Linked DNA regions of Homo sapiens: region 1 is linked to region 2. A link is an interaction called in ENCODE POLR2A ChIA-PET data of the cell type or tissue named here. Cell type or tissue: K562. All regions are shown on one strand. Links, peaks and the distances in the headings refer to the core of each region. The heading gives the core; the rest is flanking DNA. Region 1 overlaps ZDHHC17 (zDHHC palmitoyltransferase 17). Region 2 overlaps OSBPL8 (oxysterol binding protein like 8).

Region 1 (5,388 bases), core at 136-5,135, 370 kb after region 2:
AAGTAAGTCTGTAAAAGATTTTTCAATTAGTGTAAATAATCCTTCAATTAGTAGAAGTAAAAATTTGAAGTGATAAAAAAGCATTCAGTTCAGTTGGCAGTATTTTCTTTCTTAGTGGTACATACAATAATGGTGCATATTATAATCAATAGCATCTTTTGATTTTATGAAATTCTGTCTCTAAGTAAAATTTAGAACAATACCTGGCAAATAGTTAGCTGTTGTTTTATAATCTTTACTTACTTTCTTTCTGCAGTTCCAAGATTTTAAGAGAGCATGTACACTATTGTTAATCTTGTTTTTAACCCTAGAATTTTACCTCCCTATGTTCTTTCACTGAAATTATAAATATTCATTAATCTTTATTTATATTTCTGTAAATATAATCATGAATAAATTCTAGACAGTGTTTTCTTTGGAAATTTTGCTTTCTCTTTGACCACTCATAATGTAAATAGCCAGAATCTTCCACCTGTTTGTGAGAGGTTAATTAGCTTGATTTCAGAAATTCCCATTAAACTTTTTTTCCTTATTTGTGTCCTTTTTCCATTGAATAATTGATGTAATCAAGTCCCAAAAAAGGGTACAGGTGGAAAAAAAAAATTCTTGACAAACTAGAATCTAGTCTTCTAGCATAGCAGACCATATATAAACTTAAACTTTCTGAACATTATTATCCTAACATCCGATTTATTCTATACTGTTGAATAATGTATAAATTTTAAAGGTATCAGAAATTTAAGTTTCAGCATGGGTTTTTTTTAGCCTTAATGGTGACACATGATTATTGTAAAAAATTTAAGTAGTACAGAAGGATATATAGTTCATGGTGAAGTCCCACAGTTCCCTGTCCCCAGCAAGCACAAACTTCTCTCACTCCTCACAGGTAAATACTACTTTAAAGTACACTCAGAATTTTCTATGCTTGTACATTTAAATATATATTTTACATACATGTTCATGTATATTTATTTCCTTGTTTTTATTACATAAATGTTATGTTATAAAATCTGTATTTTTCTGAATACAATTTGGACATAGCTGTATTTTAGCACATAACGATCTTCCCTATTCTTTGTAGTGTCTGGACCTGCATTGTTCAATGGTGACCACCACTGATGTGTGGCAGTTTAAATTTAATTAAAATGAATAAAATTTAAAATTCAGTTTTTCAGTTATACAAGTTACATTTCAAGTGTTTATTAGCTATGTGTGGCTAGTGGCTGTTGTTTTAGGTAGCACAGAATTATAGAACAGGTCAATAATCTATATACAGAAAGTTCAATTGGACAGCTTTGTTCTGGACAGTTTTTTAAAAAAACTTGTATGAAAATTTTTTTTACTGTGTAACTTTTTATTGAGGCATATTTTATGATAAATTGTGCACATTTTAAATGCTCAAGTTGATAACTTTTCTTGAACTTTTTAAAATAGTTGTAGATTCACATGCAGTTGTAAGAAATAACACGGAGAGATCTCATGTATCCTTTACCTTGATTCTCCCAGTGGTAACACCTTGCAAAATTATAGGACACTGTAGGATAGGATAGGATAGTATATAATAGCACAACCAGGAAATTAACATTGGTACAGTCAAGATACAGCACACTTCCTTCCCCATAAGGATTCTTCATATTGCCCTTTTATACCCATGTGGTCTTCCTTCCAGCTCCCAACCTGTCCTTAACCCCTGGCAATCACTAACCTGTTCTCCATTTCTATTATTTTGTAATTTTAAGAATGTTACATAAGTGGGATCATGTAGTATGTAACCTTATGGGATTGGCTTTTCTCATTCAGCATAATTCTCTGGAGAGTCATCAGGTTGTTGTGTGTATCAGTACCTTGTTCCTTTTTGTTACTGAATAGTATCCCACAGTATGGATGTACCGTGATGTGTTAACCATTCACCCATTGAAGATTATCTGGGTTGTTTCCAGGTTTTGGTTATTAGAAATTAAACTGCTTTAAACATTTGTGTACAAGTATTCATGTAAACATAAATTTTGATTCTTCTGGGAGTGCAATCACTGGGTCATATGGTAGTTGCATGTTAATGTTTGTAAGAAACTGACAAGCTGTTTTCCTGAGTAACTGTACATTTTACATTCCAATCAGCAGTATATGAGTGAGGATGAGGGAGAGCTGCATCCTCACCAGCATTTGGTATTGTCACTTTGTTGTGATTTTTATTGTTATATTTACTTTCTAATTGGTCTTGGGATCTCTATCTTGAGAGGGCCATAAGGCAAGTAGCGTCACTCTAGGAGAGCCCTAGCAGGGATTGGGGAACTGAGTTAGGTTTGTGCGTGTGTGTCAGGTGAGACACATGAGGAAGTGAAACCAGAATGAAACGAGATTTACTGGTAGAGCCCAGAGAGGTTAAGGTTAAGGAAGGATGCGGGGAGCTGAGGGAGGGGAGAGAGAAAAAGAGTGAGAGGGAAAAGGGGATATCAGTGGGACTATGCCTTTTTTAAGGTACATGGGCATTACCCTGTAGGCTTTCCTGTGGTGGTTGTGGATTGGCTAGTTTAAAGCAAACACTCCTGAAGGGAGATCTTATTTACATGACTCTGGTGTTGACCATTAGGTTTTTATCGTGGTCAGCAGCTGTGGGGAATATTGAGTTTTTGGTCAGTGAGATGAAGAAGTCTATATTGCAGACAGTCACACAGGCAAGGGAAGTTTTTTTTTGTTTGTTTTTTTGAGATGGAGTCTCGCTCCCACCCAGGGTCGAGTAGAAGGGCACGATTTCAGCTCACTGCAACCTCTGCCTCCTGGATGGGTTCAAGCGATTCTTCTACTCTCCTGCCTTAGCTTCCCAAGTAGCTGGGACTACAGGCATGCACCACCACACCCAGCGAATTTTTTTAGTTTTTAGTAGAGACGGGGTTTCACTATATGTTGGCCAGGCTGGTCTCAAACTCATGACCTCAGGTGATCTGCCTGCCTCGGCCTCCCAGAGTGCTGGGATTACAGGCATGAGCCACTGTGCCCTGCCGGGAAGTTTTAACTAGGCCAAGATGGAGGGCTATAGCTGGGTTTCAGATAACTTACGTTAGATCTAAAAATGGATGCTGAGTCAGCAACCATAATAAAGAAATTTTTGACACTTTTTAATTTTAGCCCAGTCTTATAGGTAAGTGATAAGTCATTGTCATGTTAATTTGCACTTCCCTAATGGCAGATGATGTTAAATATCTTTTCATGTGCATATTTGCCATTTGTATGTCTTGTTTGGTGAAGTGTCTCTTCACGTCTGTATGACTTTGTCAGGGCTCCCATAACAGAATGCTACAAACTGGGTGACTTAAACAATGGAAATTTTTTTTCTCCAGTTTTGGAGGCTAGAAGTCCAAGATCAAGTTTCTTCTGAGGTCTCTCTGCTTAGCTTGCAGATGGCTGCATTCTCATATTCTCACATGATCTCTTTATGTATCCAAATTTTCTCCTTTTTAAAAGGACAGTAATCACATTAGATTAGGGCCCACCCAATGGCCTCATGTTAATTTGATCACCTCTTTAAAGACCCTAGCTCCAAATACAGTCTGTTCTGAGGTACAGGGGTTAGAGCTTCAACATATGAGTTTCGGGGGTATACATTTCAGCTGCTAATTGTGTCTTTTGCCTATTTCCTAGTTGATTATTTATTTTACTGTCAAGTTTTGAGAGCTGTTTATATATCTTAGGCACTAGTCACTTTGTTGTGATTTGCAGTTATTTTCTCCCAGTCTGTAGCTTGTCTTTTCCACCTTTGTATTAGTCTGTTCTCACGCTGCTAATAAAAACATACCCAAGACGGGGTACTTTATAAAGGAAGGAGGTTGAATTGACTCAGTTACACATGGCTGGGGAGGCCTCACAATCATGGCAGAAGGCAAGGAGGAGCAAAGTCACGTCTTACATGGTGATAGGCAAGAAAGTGTGTGCAGGGGAACTCCCATTTATAAAACCATCAGATCTTGTGAGATTACTATCTCACTAGAATAGCATGGGAAAGACCCATCCCCATGATTCAATTACCTCCTACCAATTCCCTCCCATGACACGTGGGAATTATGGGAACTACAATTCGAGATGAGATTTGGGTGGGGACACAGCCAAACCACATCAGCCTCATAACAGTCTTTCCCAGAGCAAAAGTTTTAATTTTGATGAAGTCTATTCGACCAATTTTTCCTTTTATGAATTGTGCTTTTCATGTCAAGTCTGAGTTTTCTTTGCCTAGCCTGAGATCCCAAAGATTGTCTTCTGTGTTTTTAAGTTTATAATTTTACCTTTAACATTCAAGTTCATGATTAATTTTGAGTTAATTTTTGTATAAAGTGTGAAAGTTAAGGTTGAGCTTCTTTTTTCTTTTTTTTTTGCCTATAGATATCCAACTGCTGTGGTACATCTCTTCCATTGAATTGCTTTTACATTGTTGTAAAAAATCAGTTGAGCATATTTGTTGTTTTTATATCTGGGTCTTCTGTTTCATTGATTTATGTATTCCTCAGCCAATACTACACAGTCTTGATTACTATAGCTATATAGTAGGTCTTGGAGTTTAGTAGTTTGCTTCTTCTCACTTTATTCATCTCTTTCAAAATTGTTTTAGCGGTTTGTTTTCTTTTACTTCCTATGTAAATTTTAGGTTAAACTTGTCTATTGTCTACTTGCTGGGATTCTGATATTAAATTTATATATCAATTGGAGAATTGACAGTTTTTACCATATTAAAATTTCCAGTCTGTCATTATGGCATGCCTGCTTATTTATTTAGATATTCTTTGACTTCTTTTATTGGTGTTTTGTAGTTTCCAGCATAAAAGATACTGTACATGTTTGGTTACAATAATTTCTGTCTCCTCATGCCCACTTAAGGACACCTCTCCAGCAGTTCTCTACACTTAACATCATTAGTTTTTGGCTCTACCAGATCATTTCTGTTAGTGATCATTTCTCTCATCTTACAAAACAAAAGCAAAATAAAAAACTTTATTTTTCTTTGATTCCATGTCACTTCTGGCTACCGCCCAACTTCTTTGTAATAAAATTCTTAAAAAGTTGTCTGTACTTGCTGTTCCCAGTTCCTTTTCTCCCATCTTTTCTTAAGTCAACTGCAGCCTAACATGTGCCCCACTTTCCAAGTAATGTGACCTCTATATTGTTAAATCCAATGATTACTTGCAGTCTTCATTCTTCCTGACTTTTCAATAGCATTGATGTAGTTGATCTCTCTTTGATAAACTTCTTCACTTTTCTTCAGGGAAATACAAATCAAACAAGATAAAATTAGGTAGCCATTGGATCTCCCCAAATTAAGAAGTCCGATAGGCCGGGCGCTGTGGCTTCTGCCTGTAATCCCAGCACTTTGGGAGGCCGAGGTGGGTGGATCACGAGGTC
Region 2 (5,388 bases), core at 188-5,187:
ACTAGATATCATCAAGGATACACACCTTTGTATACAACTCCCTCAATTTTTAGATTAATAAGAACAGATAACACATTTATTTGTCAATGATACCCAGTGTGTATCACCCGAAGAAAAGAATGAACTTAGTAAATATCTAACGAATTAATAAAATGAAAATAAAATAGGTACTTGCAGCTCATTTCTCTCATCTCTCCTAAAAACACTTCTGCTACTTGGTATGAAAGATGGGCTATTAAGGTGATGGTATTAACTGGCTGAACCAGAAGGGAAATGCAAACAATTCTCAATGTAGAAATCAACCTAGTTAAACTTTTGGGAAAGTTACTCCTTTAAGAATTGGAGTTGAAACATCACATTAATTACTCCAATGATGATGGCATATATTGTGATACCAAAACAATTTCATAACATTCCTCAAGCCAAACAGGTTTCTGTCTTCTCCTTGGCCCTGGGAACACAAAATGGCATGGCTATTGTCAGAAGAATATGATGGCTTAAAATTATTAGGAGATTCTACTTCCCACAACTTAATAGGACAATGTTTATAGTAGTGTACTTTTTAGAAACTATTAAATAAAAAATACTAATAGTATTAGCTTAAAAGTTAATGAACATTCATGGTTGTTTACTATTTACCAAGTACAGTTAACTCTTGAACAACATAGGTTTGAACTGCGTGGGTCCACTTATAGGCAGATTTTTTTTCTACGGAAGTTACACTGAGTGTACCTGCCTTTCTTGCTTCCCCTACCACCTTCTCCGCCTCTTCTGCCTCTGCCACCTGAGACAGCAAGACTAACTCTTCCTCGTCAGCCTACTCAATGTGAAGATAACAAAGATAGACCTTTCTGATGATCCACTTCCACTTAATAAACAGTAAATATACTTTCTCTTATGATTTTTTAAATAACATATTCTTTCCTCTAGCTTACTTTATTGTAAGAATACAGTATACAATACCTATACAAAATATGTGTTAATTGACTATGTTATCAGTAAGGCTTCTGGTCAACAGTACACAATTACAGTAGTTAAGTTTTTAGGGAGTCAAAAGTTATATGCAGATTTTTATATGCACAGGGGAGGGCAGGGTCAGTGCCCCTAACTTGCATGTTGTTCGAGGATCAACTGTATATACGAAATATTTATATACTCAAAGCAAACTTAGGAGATAGTAGTTGTATCCCTCTTTTACTAATGAGGACACTAAAACTAACAGATTAATATCTTTCCAAAGTCACAAAGCTACAAAGTGGATGAGCTGGGATTTGTACCCTACTCTAATTCCCAGCTTCATGTTCTTAGTTATCTCACTATATTAATTTCTTACCTTTTAAAACTGTTCATATGGTATCTTAAAGTTAAGATCTATCTTTATGAACAAGGAGAAATCTGTGGCCGGGCATGGTGACTCATGCTGGTAATCCCAGCACTTTGGGAGGCTAAGGCGGGAGGATTGCTTGAGCCCAGGAGTTCAAAACCGGCCTGGGCAACATGGTGAGACACCGTCTCTATGAAAAATAAAAAAATTAGCTGGGCATAGTGGTGTGTCCCTGTAGTCCCAGCTGTTTGGGAGGTTGAGACAGGAGAATCACCCGAGCCTAGGAGTTTGAGGCTGCAGTGAGCAGTGATTGCACCACTGCACTCCAGCCCAGATGATAAAGTGAGACCTTGCCTTAAAAAAAATCAAATTTGTTTCCCTAACAATTCTATATGATAAGCTCTAGCGTGGTTATTCCTAAAAGATTACTGTACATAGGGGACCAGCAGGTCAGAAGGGTGTCACATGAGCTTGGTAAACCGCCCTCAAGGAATCTTTAACTCACATATCTCAAGGAATCTCTGCCATAACGTGCAGTCTAGTTCTGTAATACAAAAAGGAATGACCAAGTTCCACAGTCTTTTCTAAATTACTACCTCGGTTTTCTGAATCAAAACACCTTTCAAATGCCAAAAATGTAAACGATTTTTTTGTTGGGGATAGTTTACTAAACTAAGTTTCCCTGCCTTCATAAACTTTATTGACCACTCTCTTAATGATGACCATCAAGATAGGCAGGTTTAATGTATACTACTGCTTCCCTCTTTGTTAAATGGCATTAGAATGTTTAGCATGTTATATATTTTTTACTTCTTTCCTTCTCTTTTTCTTCTTTATTTTCCCCTTTAACTGCTATCCCCTTACAGGCTCTGTGACTTTGAGAAGTTAATTTAACCTGTCAGTCTTAGTTTCTTCATCTGTAAAATGAAGATACTACTACTAATTTATAGGGTTGCTTTGAGGGTTAAATGATACTTAAAGTGTTTAACTTAGTACTTGGTAATATATTGTTTCAGGTTTATGACTATATTTCAGATTGCAGGTGCTATCAAAAATCTGACCTTTAGAGATTTAAATAATGGGGCATTTATTTATGAAAATACTTTGCAATTTGCTTTGAAAATTACAAAATGCTACAGATACAAGGAACAACAAGGATAATGATAAGTTACTGTGATCACATCAGACATTTTGGTTTAGAAAGGTTTGTTAACTATCCAGGTAAATGTATATTTTAAAGCAAGTAAAAGATGATTTAGCAAACCTACAAGGCAAATAGTTAAACGGTTGAAAAATCAACTTAAAGAGATGTGAGCTCAAAAACTCCTTATCCTTTTAACAGAATTCCTTTTATCCCACTAGACACATTAGTTATGTTGTAATTCCTTTGGTTGAGATGGATAATTAAAAATTCATTTTAAAATGCTACTTTGTTTGGGATAATCTGATTAACCGACTTTTCCAATTCACTCATTCATACAATGAAAAAGCCTAGGAAAAGGTGCATGAGAAAGAGGAACTGCCTTATTTTTTGAGATGGGTCTCACTCTGTCACCCAGTCTGGAGTGCAGTGGTGTGATCACAGCTCACTGCAGCCTCCAACTCCTGGGCTCAAGTGATCCTCCCACCTTAGCTTCCTGAGTAGCTGGGACCACAGGAACATGCCACCACGTGTGGCTAATTTTTTGATTTGTAGAGTCAAGGTCTCGCTAGGTTGCCCAGGCTGGTCTCGAACTCCTGGGCTCATGCAATTCTTCCACCTCAGCCTCCCAAAATGCTGGGATTACAAGCATAAGCCACTGTGCCCAGCTCCTTTATTTTTAAATAATGTCTTGGGGATGAGGCAGGTGTAATTCATTGTGTTAATCAGGCTCAATCATGAATTTTAAGAAATAACATTTAACCTAAAATCCTGTGACCAAAATGAGAGTATTCATATTTTTTGCATCAAGTTGGGAAAAGTTAAAATTGTTTGATGTCCTCAGTTACACAACTTAAATCATGAAAGGAATAATAAATCTTGTTTTCCAAAATTACTCAGATAAGAATAAAAATCTTCAGAATTCCACAAGTATGAGGTTTAATGATAAATGTATAAATTTTACAACTGTTCTGAAAAACAAGAGAGTTGGTTGCATGCTCATATATATACACAAATTTATATATTTGAGACAAGGTCTCACTTTGTCTCTCAGGCCAGAGTGCAGTGGCGCAAACATGGCTCACTTTCAGCGTCAACCTCCTGGGCTCAAGCATCTCCTGCCTTAGCCCCCCAGGTAGCTGGGATCACAGGCATGTGCCACCACACCCGGCTAATTTTTGTATTTTTTGTAGAGACAGGGTCTTGTCATGTCCAGGCTGGTCTTAAACTCCTGAGCTCAAGCAATCTTCCCATCTCAGCCTCCCCAAGTGCTGGGATTATAGGCATGAAACATTGCACCCAGCAGAATGTTAAAATATTTAAAGACAATGTAGCAACTATAGACATCTTAAGCTAACAGAATAAACTAAGATTAAATCTAAATTATGAGAAAATCAGTAAGTTTCAGCTCTTGGAAAATAATATGATGAGTATAATTTTACTTATATACCAAATAGTTATGTTAAGAATCCCATTCATTCACTCTAATGCTTTATTCATAAGAAAATAAATTCTTAACTATCTACTGTTAACCAGCTTCTTTGTCAGGTACTTTCTGCACCACAGTCTGGGAGGTAAGATCTTACCTCCCGTGAACAAAAAAGAAAACTGAAGCCACTGTGAATTCTAGTTTTAAGACTTACTATTTTGAGTCTTGGGGAATTAATTTGTCTGAGCCTCAGTTTGTTCATTCATAAAATGGGGCCAATAATACCTGTCTTCTAGTATTGTTATGAACGTTAAAATGGCCCAAGTAAACTCTCAACAAAAAGTAGTTATTAAGTTGGGCATGATGGCAATGTGCCTGCAGTCCCAGCTACTTGGGAGGCTGAGGTGAGAGGACTGATTGAGCCCAGGAGTTCGAATCCAGCTTGGGCAATATAGTGAGGCCCTCATCTCTTAAAAAAAAAAAAAAAAAAAAAAAGGTAGCTATTAATGGCCGGGCACGGTGACTCACGCCTGTAATCCCAGCATTCTGGGAGGCCGAGGCGGGCAGATTACAAGGTCAGGAGATCGAGACCATCCTGGCTAACACGGTGAAACCCTGTCTCTACTAAAAATACAAAAAAATTAGCCAGCTGTGGTGGCGGGCGCCTGTAGTCCCAGCTACTCGGGAGGCTGAGGCAGAAGAATGGCGTGAACCCAGGAGGCAGAGCTTGCAGTGAGCCGAGATCGCACCACTGTACTCCAGTCTGGGTGACAGAGCGAGACTCCTTCTCAAAAAAAAAAAAAAAAAAAAAAGTAGCTATTAATATCATTGTAACTAGCAGCTAAAAACTTATAGGTAATAGGAGAGTCAAGATTCAAATTGACTCTTCACTTTAAAGCAGTGCTGCCCAGTAGAACGTTCTAAATGACAGATGTCCTATATCTGAGCTGTCCAGTGTGGCAGCCACTAGCCATATGTGGTTACTGGGCATTTAAGGTGTGACTAGTATAACTGAGGAGCTGGATTTCTAATTTTATTTACATTTAATTAATTTAAGGATCCACATATGACTAGATGCTACTGTACCCAAAGCATAGTTCTAAAGCTTGTGGGTTCCTCCCCGCCCCCCATTAAGGCACACAGCTTCATTTAAGGTATGCAAAGTTCCTTTTCAGGCCTCCCCCTTAAAGGGTACACATAGATGGCAAATAGGTAGCTGTGGTATGTAGGTCTTTGTGTTTAGGTGTTTAGGCTTTTGAGTACGAATACCATTATACCATGTATTCACCAATTCTGGTATTAATTGCTTGAAAATAGATCTTTTTTTTAAAAAAAAAACTATAAATCTCATTGTATTTCTAGCTGTGGCAGACCTAAGATAAATTATTTCCTACTTTCTTTAATAATACAGATCATGTAAAATGATTGACAGGGCTCAAAACTCACTACCCGAAAATATAGGGGCATACTGACTCTTCTAAGCTGAAGGAAACT

What was found. Peaks named below come from ENCODE experiments on the same cell type or tissue, not always from the same donor. Only the 100,000 strongest peaks of a DNase experiment are listed, where the experiment ranks them.
Region 1: POLR2A ChIA-PET joins it to region 2 with 5 read pairs; 2 of 35 experiments call an interaction of 5 or more read pairs at or near these places.

Annotation. Positions count from the first base shown.
Region 1 is chr12:76,775,522-76,780,909 of GRCh38, forward strand. The region is part of intron 1 of ZDHHC17 (zDHHC palmitoyltransferase 17); the gene reads left to right. Among named protein-coding and RNA genes, the nearest start is that of ZDHHC17, 14 kb to the left of the region's middle. In K562, for the core only: no CTCF peak of the experiment used is centred there; a DNase peak (open chromatin) is centred at 2,590; H3K4me3 peaks cover 423 bases.
Region 2 is chr12:76,403,778-76,409,165 of GRCh38, forward strand. The region is part of intron 5 of OSBPL8 (oxysterol binding protein like 8); the gene reads right to left. Among named protein-coding and RNA genes, the nearest start is that of BBS10, 58 kb to the left of the region's middle. In K562, for the core only: no CTCF peak of the experiment used is centred there; no DNase peak of the experiment used is centred there.